Linked DNA regions of Homo sapiens: region 2 is linked to region 1. A link is a contact called in ENCODE Hi-C or POLR2A ChIA-PET data. All regions are on one chromosome and are shown on one strand. Each heading gives the region's core, a stretch centred on a gene start or an enhancer-like site at or near the end of the contact. The rest is flanking DNA. Distances are from core to core; before and after follow the strand shown. Region 1 overlaps MED13L (mediator complex subunit 13L). Region 2 overlaps MED13L (mediator complex subunit 13L).

Region 1 (6,908 bases), core at 1,875-4,374:
TTGATTCTCAGAGGTCAAAAAATGTGCTCAGATATTCAAAAACTTGGTATTCAAAATGCCTAAATTTGGTAAAGAGACTTAGGATTATTACTATTTTTTTTATTTCTGGTGCTTACAAAATAAAGTCTTATTTTAAATCATTGAGCTATCTAGTTAGTTTATAAATAGAATTCAGGTGGTTCAAAATACATTATTTCATTTAAAATTTTAGGATCCAACGTGTTATGTACTGAGACAGCTTTATCATTTAGTCAAGGATTAAATCACGAAAAATTCATTTACTTATTTCTGGCAAGATGTATAACAGAAAACTCTTTAAATCTTTTAAATTACTGGAAGGATTCAACTATAGACAATCAAAAGACATCAAACATACTTTCTTCCTGAGGAAGAAAAGGAATCTGCTAGCAAACTTACAGTGAAAAGTGACCATGATTTACTGTTTAAAAGTTCTAAATGAAATGCATCAGACTGAAAATCAGGATAAGGTTTGCCATTCCTTTTAAGGCACACATCCTTCTAAGCTCATGTGATTTCCTACTTTATGTAGTAAAGAAGGACACAAACAATATGCTTCCATGTGTTTATTTCAACCTAAGCAATATTCAACTTCAAAAACTCAAAAATACTGTTTTCCCCATATATTCTGAAGGTGCCTTTGTAATTACTGTACTGATGAGTCTGTATACATACATAAATTAAAATAAATGTTGAGATCCTAAGTAAAAAATAGCTTACACTATAGCATAAACTGGCAATAAAACCTATCATTTTGTAATCTCTATCTTTATCCATAATGGAAAATAAACAAATCTATGACCTTAACCATTTATATGACCTCCCACAATACGTTTTTGAAGATCATCAAAAGATGCAATAAGAGACCTTTCTTGCAGAGATAAGTTGCTAATCTTAATAAGTGTTCCCAGAAAGAGAATACCAGTCAATGGGGAAAGCTGAATTAAAAATAGTCTAGCCAACTGTAAAACAACAACAGCATAGTAGAGTAGACGGTGGTTTATGGACTTCTATATTTAGCATTACATTATCATATTCTCCAACCCCACTCAAGTAGTATTCTAAAACATTAGTGTTTCATGCCTTTTTGCAGACTGACTCACGACTATATATGTAAAATATGAATATGTTAATTAGAGGTCAAAATATGGTACAAGTATATGTACACTTTACTAATAAAGCAATAAGATACTGTGCTTAAGAAAAACACATAAAAAAAGGTTTCCATTTATACATTGATATGTAATAGATTTAATGGAATGAAAGTTTACATCTGTACATCAAGTCTGCTTAAACACATTTTTCTTTTTTTTGTTAAGACAGGGTCTCGCTCTGTCACCCAGGATGGCGTGCAGTCACGCGATCATGGCTCACTGCAGCCTCAACTTCCCAGACTCAAGCAATCCTCCCACCTGAGCCTCCCAAGTGGTTGGGACTACAGGCATGTGCCAACCCACCCAGCTAATTGTTTGTAGAGATGGGGTCTCATTGTGTTGCTCAGGCTGGTCTTGAACTCCTGGGCTCAAGCCATCCTCCTGCCTAGGCCTCCCAAAGTTTTGAGATTACAGGCATGAGCCACCATGCCTGGCCTGCTTAAACAAGCTTGATTTCACTGTCAATAACCCTCCAGTAAAAAATTATACCGTACTTTTTTTTTTTTTTTTGGTGAGGAGTTTCCCTCTTACCACCTTGGCAGGAGTGCAGTGGGTGTGATCTTGGCTCACTGCAACCTCCGCCTCCCGGGTTCAAGCAATTCTCCTGAGTCAGTCTCCCAAGTAGCTGGGATTACAGACGCCCGCCACCATGCCCAGCTAATTTTTGTGTTTTTAATAGAGACGGGGTTTCACCAGGCTGGCCAGGCTGGTCTCGAACTCCTGACCTCAGGTGATCCGCCTGCCTCAGCCTCCTGAAGTGTTGGGATTACAGGTGTGAGCCACCACACCCACCCTACATAATTCTTTTACACTGTAAAAGTATTTTATGCTTTTAAATATATTTTTAAATACATATGCTTTTAGATAAATTATTAAATTTAATTAATATTTGAAGAATGATGGAAAAGAAAAATGGATTAAGAGTAAAAAACATAAAGGAGGCACGGAGAAAAAGGCTTTAAATTATTATTTAAATCTGATGTATACACTATTACTTTTTACATAATACAAACTGAAATATACAAGAAACAAAACAAATCACTGTGATATAGAACCCCTTAAAGAAAACGCTTGGAAAATCTTTGTCTTTTCTACACTGCAGGGCAAAAAAACCCTCTAATACTAGAGGTGCAGTATGCAGTTTCACTGCTGGACTGTGTACACTGTGAGAGGAATGCAAACTAAGCGCAAGATTGCTCCTGGAGGGATCACAAAACACTGCCCAGGACACTCTCATCATTCTGTGGGCCTGGAGCATTCTCTGGATCATTAAAACTGTCTCAAGTAGTTGCCACTCTATTCGAATTAGACACATTTCTAATAAGCCTCAAATTAAAAAAAAAAAGTTAATTTTGAAAAATTCACAAAAACAGGCCGGGCGTGGTAACTCACGCCGGTAATACTATCACTTTGGGAGGCTGAGGCAGGCAGATCACTTGAGGTCAGGAGTTTGAGACCAGCCTGGGCAACACGGTAAAACCCCGTCTCTATTAACATACAAAAAATTAGCCGGGCACTGTGGCGGGTGCCTGTAGTCCCAGCTACTCGGGAGGCTGAGGCAGGAATATTGCTTGAACCCAGGAGGTGGAGGTTGTAGTGAGCCGAGATCATGCCACTGAACTCTCCAGCCTGGGCGACAGAGCAAGACTCCAAGGGAAAAAAAAAAAAAAAACTAAAAATTTGCAAAAGACAATATAAAGACAATGATTCTGTACACTTTTTTCACATTACAATTAACTGAAAGTACTACTTTGGGTTAAAAACAGTATTAAAAATTGGAGAAATATTTTAAGGTCTCAGATGTTAAGAGCAACAGTATGTATGCCAATTGTTAGACTGTATTGTGGAAGGAAATTTTAGGTTCAACTATTATCTTAAGCACACACACACACGAGATACTTGCTTTACGGAGCTTTGACTTTTGCTAAATTAATTCACTAAAGATAAATGGAAGTGAAAGCAATGAGATGAGAAGGAAGTTATGACACATACATGGCATCATCTTTAAAATGAGAAACTGAAAGCTCAAGATGATGGCATGTGGGCATATGTGTCTTCTTTTATTTTCTATCTCCTGCCTTCTTCTCCTCCCATCTCTGAGACTCCACTCATGCCAATAAACAAGCTGATCATTAAGTTAAATGCTTCTATATGAGGTCTCAGGAAACTAACTTAGTAAGACTATAGATTACTTTTCTCATCTTTAACTGAGAACATTCTAAGTTATTTTAAAGCAACTGGGTGGGTAGAGGACAAGATTTAACTTTCTTTTTTAAGTCATGAGACTCGTTTATTTTCACAGCTAAACATTAACTGTTTTTTTTAATTCCATATTATAAAATTGTTGTATTTAAATCCAGATGCATTTTTATTTTTAAATATAGAGTAGTTACAAATAATATGTATCTTTTATTTTTAAGGTATACAATAAATTCTCAATTTCTCAACACTAGGAAAGGCAATGTCAGAGGGTTATACAATTAGGCAGAACTGAGTTTACATCTTACCTATTATAAGCTGCCTTAAGTCAATTAACTTCTCGGTATTTCAGTTTTCAATGCTACAAAGTAAGATAATAATGCCTACCTCATAGATATATAAACATAAAATAAGATAAAATAAGTGATAACCTTCAGGACATGATAGTTACTAAAATTAAGTACAGTCTCCACCACAAATCAGAATGAAATCATCCCTTCATCAATGCGCATCCCAAATTACCTAATGTGAGTTTGGGAATAGATTTTAAATTTTACAGTTCAAATAAGCATGTTACAAAACATATCAGAAAGGAAAATTCAAGGCCAGGCGTAGTGGCTCACGCCTGTAATCTCAGCACTTTGGGAGGCCGAGGCAGGCTGATCATGAGGTCAGGAGATCGAGACCATCCTGGCTAACACAGTGAAACCACATCTCTACTTAAAAATACAAAAAATTAGCCAGGCATGGTGGCGGGCACCTGTAGTCCCAGCTACTCAGGAGGCTGAGGCAGGAGAATGGCGTGAACCCGGGAGGCAGAGCTTGCAGTGAGCCGAGATCACACCGCTGCACTCCAGCCTGGGAGACAGAGCAAGACTCCACATCGAAAAAAAAAAAAAAAAAAGGAAGGAAAATTCTATCCGAAATCCAAATTATGAACTATTACAGTCACATGCTAACATTAATACCTTGAATCAATTCTCTTCTATTGATTTTCTTTTTTCTGGGTATGGTGGTGCATGCCTGTAGTGCAGTTTTTTGTTTTTTTGAGATGGGATTTTGCTCTGACACCCAGGCTGGAGTGCAGTGGAGCAATCTCAGCTCACTGCAACCTCCACCTCCCAGGCTCAAGTGATCCTTCCACCTCAACCTACAGAGTAGCTGGGACCATAGGCATGAATCACCAAGACCAGCTAATATTTTGTATTTTTGGTAGAGACAGTGTTTCACCATGTTGGCCAGGCTTGTCTCGAACACCTGAGCTCAAGCAATCTGCCCACCTCAACCTCCCTCTATTGGTTTTCTATTGAACAATATTACCTTCATAGGAAATGAATAGAATAGTGTCTCTCTCTCTCTCTCTGTGTTTTTTTTTTTTTTTTTTGAGATGGAGACTCACTCTGTTGCCAGGCTGGTGTGCAGTGGCGCGATCTTGGCTCACTGCAACCTCCACCTCCCGGGTTCAAGTGATTCTCCTGTCTCATCCTCCTGAGTAGCTGGCACTATAGGCATGCGCCACCACACCAAGCTAATTTTTGTATTTTTAGTAGAGACAGGGTTTCCCCATATTGGCCAGGATGGTCTCGATCTCTTGACCCTGTGATCCGACCAACTCACCCGGCCTCAGTATATTTTTAAAACAGAGGGGGAAAACACCAAAGTGGCCCAGGTTGGAGTGAAAGCTTTTTTCACTGAGATGGCCTCACAGACCAGCACACAACATGGAGTCCCAGAGGTCTTCAGACCCTGGCTGAAAGCTGCTTTCTCTATGCCAATCAAATCTGTAAAGTACAAGATGTCCTGTACCCAAGTGGAGATGCTTTTGTGTCTTTGCTGCTTTCTTCCAAAATACTGGCTCTTCCTCCTTTTTGTCTACTTTATTTCTCAAAATAAGTTGTAGATCATTCTTGGAGGCTCAACGCAGCCCAAAACAATCTTACTCTGCAATGCCCACCCAGGCCCTTAGCACAGCAGCTGGCTATTTGATATCCAATTTAGGGCATTTCTGTCTTCTTTCCCCGCCCAGTCTCATCCATAAGAGCAAGGTCTGTGTTAGCCCCTGGGCAGCCCAGAAGACCACTTTTTTGTACTGATAGTAGATAATACATATATAACTGGCTTGAGGGAGGAAAAAAATTAAGCATTGTTTTGGGCCAGTGCAGAGGATCCCTTAAACTCAGGAGTTCAAGACCAGCCTGGGCAACACAGGGAGCCCTCCTTTCCACTAAAAATAAAAATAAAAATAATTAGCTGGGCATAGTAGCCTGTGCCTCTAGTCCCAGCCACTTGGGTGGCTGAGGTGGGAGGATTCCTTGAACCCAGGAGATCCAGGCTACAGTGAGCTGTGATCGTGCCACTGCACTTCAGCCTGGGCAACAGAACAAGACCCTGTCTCAAACAAACAAACAAACCAAATCAAAAAGCATTGTTTGGATATCTAAGCCACTGTTTCCTTCGAGTATTAATAATCTAGTTTTATGTACCTCCAAAACTGACTCTCACTGACCTAGATAAATGGTTATTATAAGCCTTAAGACTCATCAGGCAAAAGCCTTTTTTAACCACCACTACCTCCAAGGAAAAAAACTGTTTATCAAAATACACACCTTTAAAATTTTTCTAATACTTAGTATCATTATGGTACTGTTGTGATATTACTAATACAAAAATATAAACAGTGGTAGAGTCATCCCACTGTACCTACGGGGGATTGGTTCCAGGGCCCCCACACAGATACCAAAATCCACAGATGCTTAAGTGCCTTATATAAAATGGTCTGGGCTGGGCGCATGGTTTGTGCCTATAATCCCAGCACTTTGAGATGGTGAGGTGGCCGGATTGCTTGACTCTAGGAGTTGGAGACCATCCTGGGCAATGTGGCAAAACCCCACCTTTACAAAAAATAAAAAATAAAAAAATTAGCCAGGTGTGGTGGCACATGCCTGTAGTCCCAGCTACTCAGGAGGCTGAGGTAGGAGGGTCACTTGAACCTTGAGGTTGAGTCTGCAGTGAGCCACGAATGTGCCACTGCACTTGGGTGACAGAACAAGACCCCGTCTCAAAAAAAAAAAAAGTCTAGTATTTGCATACGACCTACACATATCCCCCTGCATACTTCAAATCATCTCTAAATTACTTACAATACTGAATACAATGTAGATGCTATGTAAATAGTAGACTGTATTATTGGGGGAATAATTACAAGAAAAAAGTCTGTACATACTCAGACTTAGCCAACCGAGTATGTACAGACGTACTTTTTAAAAATATTTTCAATCTGTGGTTGGTTGAATCCTTGGAGGCAGAACCCACCGATATGGAGGGCCAGCTGTACTTATTTCTTATGAAAAGAGGTCAATTTGATTAAGTTTCTCTGTTCCTAAAAAATTTGGAATCTGGGGCCCCAGATGCCTGGGGAAGAAAGTATGACCGAAAGCAAGAAGCTTTAACAACAGCTTACTTGATGTCTCAGCTGGAGAAGGGAGTTCCCAGGGTCTCATTAATACTCAGCAAGTCTAACAGTGAGCTACTTTGGTG
Region 2 (6,908 bases), core at 1,328-3,827, 83 kb after region 1:
ATTTCATTATTTGTTTAAATGTGTGGATTTTTTAAAATCTGTCTCTAATCGTGAGAGCAAAGAGACACACAGGGCTAAGCACAACAAATAAATATGTGTTGAACTGAATTCAACACAGAGATCAAGATGCCAATAAAATTAACCTTCAAACCACAACCTTATGACAAGGCAATTCAGTTATCATATTAAATATCCATACTAGGTACCTAATATGAAGGCAATTAAATAAGCCACAATTAATCTGTTAACATTCTGTATTCAAACCAATATTAAAGCTATGCATAACTAGTTATTGTAATTATATAAATGAAGGGCTATAAACATTAGGTGGCAGCAGCAGTACACTGTATTATAATCCTGAAGTTGATTTTTTTCATATATAGAAATCTGACCCAGAAATAGGGTTACACAGATAGCTTCATATATAAAATATACAAAACGAACTGAAAACACAGTAACAAAATATGCAAATACAATTATTCCTTTGTATCCAGATTTTTAAAATTATTATTTCTATAAATAAAATAATTGAGCAGTGCCAAAGTGTTGGCAGTTTTCTATAAATGTATTGAAATTTTTGCTTTATCCTAACTCTCTTGACAGTCTACATCCAGGTAGCCAGCTCTACCTTCAGAATGATATCTAGAACGTGAGCACTTCTCACCACCCTCACCACAGGGACTCTGGTGGAAGCCGTCCCCATCATCAACCTGGATCATGACAATAGCCTCCCGTGGGACCTCTGCTTCTGTGCTGGCTCTCCCCAACCCAGTGTCTTCTCCATGTGGTAGCTAGAGGAATCCCTTAAAATGGTTAAGTTAGCTCACTCATGAGCTAACTGGGTCTGCTCAGAACCCTTCAATGGCTTCTCAACTCTGAGAAAGGTTCCACTCTGGTCTTTAGCATCCTTCATAAATTGTCCCCCACACCCTACCCCAGCTTCACGCCCACTGCTCTTCCCCTTGCCCACACCACTTGAGCCATACTGGTCCTTCATCAGACCAATTATACTCTACCCGATGACCTTTGTATTTACTGTTCTCTCTCCCTGAAATGCTCTTCTGACAGATATCCATCCCCACACCTCTTTTAGGTCTCACCTCATATGCCACCCAATCAGACTTTCTCTGACTACCCTACTTAAAATAGCAACCATCCTCCTTCACTGCTTCATTTTTCTCCATGTCACTAATCAGCATCTGGTATATTTTATGTGTTTACTTCTTTACTATCTTCTCTACCAGAGCTAAAAATCCACAGGAACCAAGATTTTAGTCTGTTTTCTTCACTACTTTATTCTCAAAGCTTCAAACAGTGCCTGGTAAATAGTAGCACTCAAATACTTGTGAACAACTAATTTCTCTTATCAAGTAAGCATATAGCAATAGTCCTATAGCTGTTCCCTATCCAAGACAAAAGACATTAAAAGCCAGACTCAGTGGCTCACACCTGTAATCCTAGCATTCTGGGAGGCCGAAGCAGGTGGCTCACCTGAGGGCAGGAGTTCGAGACCAGCCTGGCCAACATAGTGAAACCCCATCTCTACTAAAAATACAAAAATTAGCCAGGCATAGTGGTGCACACCTGTAATCCCAGCTACTCAGGAGGCTGAGGCAGGAGAATCGCTTGAACCGGGGTGGCAGAGGTTGCAGCAGGCCGATATTGCGCCACAGCACTCCAGCCTGGACGACAAGAGTGAGGCCCAGTCTCCAAAAAATAAAAGTAAAAAAAAAAGTTCACTTTATTTACTACTAAGTTCAAGTATGCACAATTGATGTATGTGTGCATAAAAATAAAGTGACACTTTTACATTACACACAATTTAAAAGCAATGTTAAGTCAAATTTATTAAATTGACCATTATAATATGATGGAATTATACGTTTAAAATTTAAAACTATTCTTACAGTGTAGTTAATTATTAGAACTCCAAGCAACCAAGCTCTTGCTTATATTCAAATCAAACAGGTGAACTCAAAACTGACTTTTGTTTTATCTTATCTACTGACAAGTTTCGTGGGCTCAGGGTCTGCTGGCTTCAGAAAGAATTACAGGTTTGCTCTCGGCCAAATGACTCTATAATCGATGTTGACTGCTTAATTCTGAACTACATCAGTAGCTAACCACTGATGATGAAATGCCCAGATTTGGTTTATTTTCTTTACTGTTTACATACTGTAGAATAAACATTTGGGCAAGAAATACAGATACTAAAGGACCTCAAGAAATTTTCAAAATATAGTACACCTGCCAGGCACAGTGGCTCAGGCCTGTAATCCCAGCACTCAGGGAGGCCGAGGCAGGGCAGGGGTGAATCATTTGAGCCCAGGGGACACAGCAACACCTTGTCTCAAAAAAAAAAAAAAAAGAGGGAAAGTGAGAAAAAGAAAGAATGAATGAATGATTACCAGAGCCACAGAAATTTAGCATGCTCCTGCTTCTTGAAAGTCTACTTAGATCCCAATTCATAATGGGTGTGTCCTGAAGTTTCAATTGTAAGTCAACGATTTGGAATCCAGAAAGTTGTTGTGCTACAGGAACAACATTAAGTACATTAGCTAGGTTCCCGGCTTGTCCACAGCAGCTGATATCACATTAATTTATACTTCCTCTCAGAGCTGACTCATTTCCGTTATTCTCTGGGACTCCCTTCTAAAATGTTTCCATCAAATTTTTCATTAAATGACTTTTGTGGCCTAACCGATATAAACAATGATCCTACTTGCTACATGTCACTATGAAAACAAACTGCAGCGCAAAGCAAGAAAGGAAGAATAATTGAGATTACTTATATCTCTAGAGAAGGATGGACCTCACTAGGTTGTTCATATTCATAGACAGGATATTAAAGTTACAGATCCTAAACCATGAAAAATGAATATACAAAAACTATTTCCAAGAAGAAAATCACAGCAACTTGTACCTTAAAGGTTATGGATTGGCTAAAAGAGACCACACACTGGTTCACCTCCTTTAAATCCCCAATTATTTCACCAATACTACAGAACTTAATAGAAGCCAGGTGATTACCCAGAGCCACAGAACAGGCACACAGGCAGTTTCTCTTTGCTTGGCCTTTCCTTTGCCCCTGTGTTCCATACACAGCACACAAGAAAGGATTCTGACTGAGCTGAGAAATTCCTGCTATTTCACTGCCCCAACAGCTTAACTCACAGCCCTGAAATACTCACACCATTAACTCATGTGATTCCATTTAAAAGAATGTTTCACAAAAACCTTTCCTCATTACTAAATGAAACTCAGCCATCACCGATAAAGTCCACATCCTAATTTTGGATGAGAAGTAAGGGTGGTGCCCAACTACTCCTCAAATTTCCCCCATCTCTTGTCCTTCACTGTCCCAAAGGGCCCAGCTCCCAACAGTTCGACCCTGATAGTGAACTGAGATCCCATTTCTGAAATTCTGGGTGATTCCAAAACTGAGTTTGGTCTGAGAATCTTTGTCCCAAATCTATTTCCTCACAAAAAAATTCCCTAAAGAAAAAGCTTACCCCAAAACATAAAATCTTGGCTCAAAGCATGCTCAATATAAGTTCTGCATGTTTGTGGTTAATCAATGTGGCTAATACAACTAATAGCTGACCTACTGTAGTTTTTACTATGAATTCAGAGTACATTTTCTGAAACTCCAACTACTTTATGCAAACATTTTTAAAGATTAACTGAGATAACACGTAAAGGTGCTTAAAATAGTGTCTCTGGCAGAGAATATGTTCCATAAAAGTGAGTGGGTTTTGTTTTCCCAAAAGGTAAGTCATCTGGGCACTGAATCTGATATGCAATTAGCAACATGAAATAACCTCTCTCTGGCTGCTGTACATTACCGTATCTAAGGAATTTAACTTATCTGCTATCTAATAATCAAAATTTATGCTACAACACCGCTTCAAGTTGCACTTCACTGCATCACTTGTACTGTTTCTGTCCCATGGTTGCTCCACTTAATTCATCCCATACCACTTATAAGGTAATTACGTGTATCTGTGCATCTCACAAAATACGCACATACTCTGTTGTCAGTACACTGACTTCACATTATGATCCTATTTTCTTCATATGGCCATTTAAATAAAACTGGCTTATCCAACATCACCTTCTTCAGAACAACAAATTAATATCTGCCTCATACCAAACAGGGTAGCGAAACTTCCACCTACCATCTATTGTTTGATAAGGCAATGCCAATGTCAACCAAACCAATAATAATCCTAAATGGCAGATGGAAATCCTTAACAAGGAATCCTGATACTCAATCTCTATGCACATCACTACATATCCTTAAGAAAAGGACTCCATGGTGTGCATACAAAGATTTCCTCATCACAGGCTGAAAAGCAACCTAGAACAGGTATTCTGGAACCGAGCCCAGGGGAGGCGGATGCTTGGCCTAGCTCATCTAAAAAGTACCTTCCAGTACTAAAATTCTAGGCTTTCCTGCTTCTATACAGTTGTTAAAATAAATGGCATACAGTTCCTCAGCAGTTGCTTCAAGCGCTTTTTTTTCTTTTCTCTTTGAGACAAGGTCTCACTCTGTCATTCAGGCTGGAGTGCAGTGGTGCGATCATAGCTCACTACAGCCTCAAACTCCTGGGTGCAAGTGATCCTCCCACCTCAGCCTCCAAGGAGCTAGGACTACAGGCACATGCACCACACTCAACTCTATTTATTTATTTATTTATTTATTTATTTATTTATTTATTTATTTTAAATTTTTGTAGAGTCTTGCTAAGTAGCCTTGGCTGGTCTTGAACTCCTGGCCTCAAGCAATTCTCCTGCCTTGGTCTCCCCAAGCGCTGGAACTAAATCTAGGTGACAGCCACTGTGCCTGGCCTCAAGCACATTTTTAGTCTAAGCCTCATGAAGTTTAAAAAAAAATCCCCACACATAGAGGCATGCTTTAATCGTATGTTCCAGGTTCTCTGCAATAAATAAACCAAATAAACCAAATTCTTTTCTATTTGTGACCCCAAAAAGTTTTTAAAATTCACTAGCAAACAGACTTTAAATCAAGCTTGTTGAACCCACAGCCCGCGGGCCGCATGAGGCCCAGAACGGCTTTGACTGCAGCCCAACACAAATTTGTAAACTTTCTTAAAACATTATGAGCTATTTTGAGATTTTTTTGTTTTTGTTGGTTTTTTTGAGATGGAGTCTCGCTCTGTCACCAGGCTGGAATGCAGTGGCGCAATCTCGGTTCACTGCAACCTCCACCTCCTGGGTTCAAGCGATTCTCCTGCCTCAGCCTCCCAAGTAGCTGGGACTACAGGTGTGTGCCACCATGCCCAGCTAATTTTTATGTTTTAGTAGAGATGGGCTTTCACCATGTTGGCCAAGATGGTCTCGATCTCCTGACCTTGTGATCTGCCAGCCTCAGCCTCCCAAAGTGCTGGGATTACAGGCGTGAGCCACCGCACCCAGCTGAGTTTGTTTTTTGTTTTTTCCTTTTTTTTTTTTAAAGCTCATCAGTTATCCTTAGTGTTCGTGTATGTTATATGTGGCCCAAGACAATTCTTCTTTCAGCATGGCCTAGGGAAACCGAAAGATTGGACACCCTGCTTTAAATCTTGATTAAATTCCCTAAATAGCCAACCATGGTGACTCACGCTTGTAATCCCAGCACTTTGGGAGACGAAGGCAGGGGGGACTGCTTGAGGCCAGGAATTCGAGACCAGCCTGGCCAACGTGAGGAAACCCCCATCTCTACTAAAAAACACAAAACTTAGTTGAGCATGGTGGTCCACACCTATAATCCCAGCTTCTTGGGAGGCTGAGGCACAAAAATTGCTTGAACCCAGGAGGCGAAAGTTGCAGTGAGCCAAGATCGCACCACTGCACTCCAGCCTGGGCAACAGAGCAAGGCTCTGTCTCAAAAATAATAATTAAAAAAAAAAGTAAAAAACCAAAAATCTCTAAATAGCCTCAACTCATCATGAAGAGTTTAAGTATACACAAAAAACTACCAAATATTTATCTAGTAAAACAAAAACAACTACTCAAATATTTATGGTGGCCCTACTATGCCTAAGAAGGTACTACTGAGATATAGGAATAATAAATATAGTCCAGGGCCCATTGCCTCAGAGAAGATAACACATATCCATTTAACCAATATTCAACAAACATTTATTATGCAAACTGTGCTTATAAGAGTGGCTAATCCAGTGTACACTGCAGTCAAACTATGAAAAGATAGTCAAGCTTCTTAGCTTTTCCTATTACAAATGACAGGGATACCATGTCCTAAAACTCTGATATCATTTATCATTTCAAATAGTAAAAAAATAAATATTAACACCTGACTTTACTTGTATAATTTGGCAACATTATACTGCATCTAAGAATTTCATATTCTTCATGGTATGGCTATAAATTTCAGTTTAAAACTTACAGAAATAACCAGACAGTTTTATAGTATCAGACTCTTCACATCATAATTTTTATCAGCTGCAACAAAAAGTAAAACAAAACTGTTTTACTGTTACTGTTATCCTTGCCAAATATAACCTCTGTAAAAAGTATGGTGAAATATGTTCATACATATAAACATGACTGCAGGCGACAGAGCAGTCTTTAACTTATAAGCAACCTAAAGGTCATCTTGTATTAACGACTCTGCTAAAGACATCTTGACAGCACGATATGCTAAAGATTTCTTTCCAGGCTTTCAAAGAACCTATCTGTAATATACCAAACTGTAATTTTTCTACCTTACAAGAAGAACGGTTGGGTATTTACACTTTTTACAACATTCATCCTTATATTGTTCAAATATACAGTGAACATGTGCTAATTTCATAATTCTAAAAAAAGCTAATTTAAAAAACTACCCATAATATTATTGAGTAACATGTAATTATCATATATACTGTTAAAAGATGAGGTTTTTT

Evidence for each region. Hi-C counts contacts between places; a loop is a spot of excess contacts on that map. ChIA-PET counts read pairs that join two places held with the same protein, here RNA polymerase II (POLR2A). Pooled maps may share reads with other maps.
Region 2: a loop to region 1 is called in a pooled map, with 4 times the contacts of the local background. The contact joins two enhancer-like sites. A Hi-C loop is called at or near these places in 4 of 168 maps with a recorded cell type or tissue (CD14-positive monocyte, MCF 10A, naive thymus-derived CD4-positive, alpha-beta T cell and 1 more), 3 of 37 single-sample maps with no recorded cell type and 10 of 50 pooled maps. POLR2A ChIA-PET finds 5 or more read pairs at or near these places in 3 of 52 experiments (GM12878, Panc1 and activated naive CD4-positive, alpha-beta T cell).

Annotation. Positions count from the first base shown.
Region 1 is chr12:116,057,752-116,064,659 of GRCh38, forward strand. The region is part of intron 4 of MED13L (mediator complex subunit 13L); the gene reads right to left. Among named protein-coding and RNA genes, the nearest start is that of MIR620, 87 kb to the right of the region's middle. Within about 2 kb of position 3,125, at least 7 of the 41 ENCODE cell types and tissues checked have a DNase peak (open chromatin) inside an H3K27ac peak, as active enhancers do; they include CD14-positive monocyte, where a contact is called at or near this core.
Region 2 is chr12:116,140,979-116,147,886 of GRCh38, forward strand. The region is part of intron 2 of MED13L (mediator complex subunit 13L); the gene reads right to left. Among named protein-coding and RNA genes, the nearest start is that of MIR620, 4.2 kb to the right of the region's middle. RefSeq lists an enhancer at 1,436-1,580 and a cis regulatory region at 1,508. Within about 2 kb of position 2,578, at least 6 of the 41 ENCODE cell types and tissues checked have a DNase peak (open chromatin) inside an H3K27ac peak, as active enhancers do; they include CD14-positive monocyte, where a contact is called at or near this core.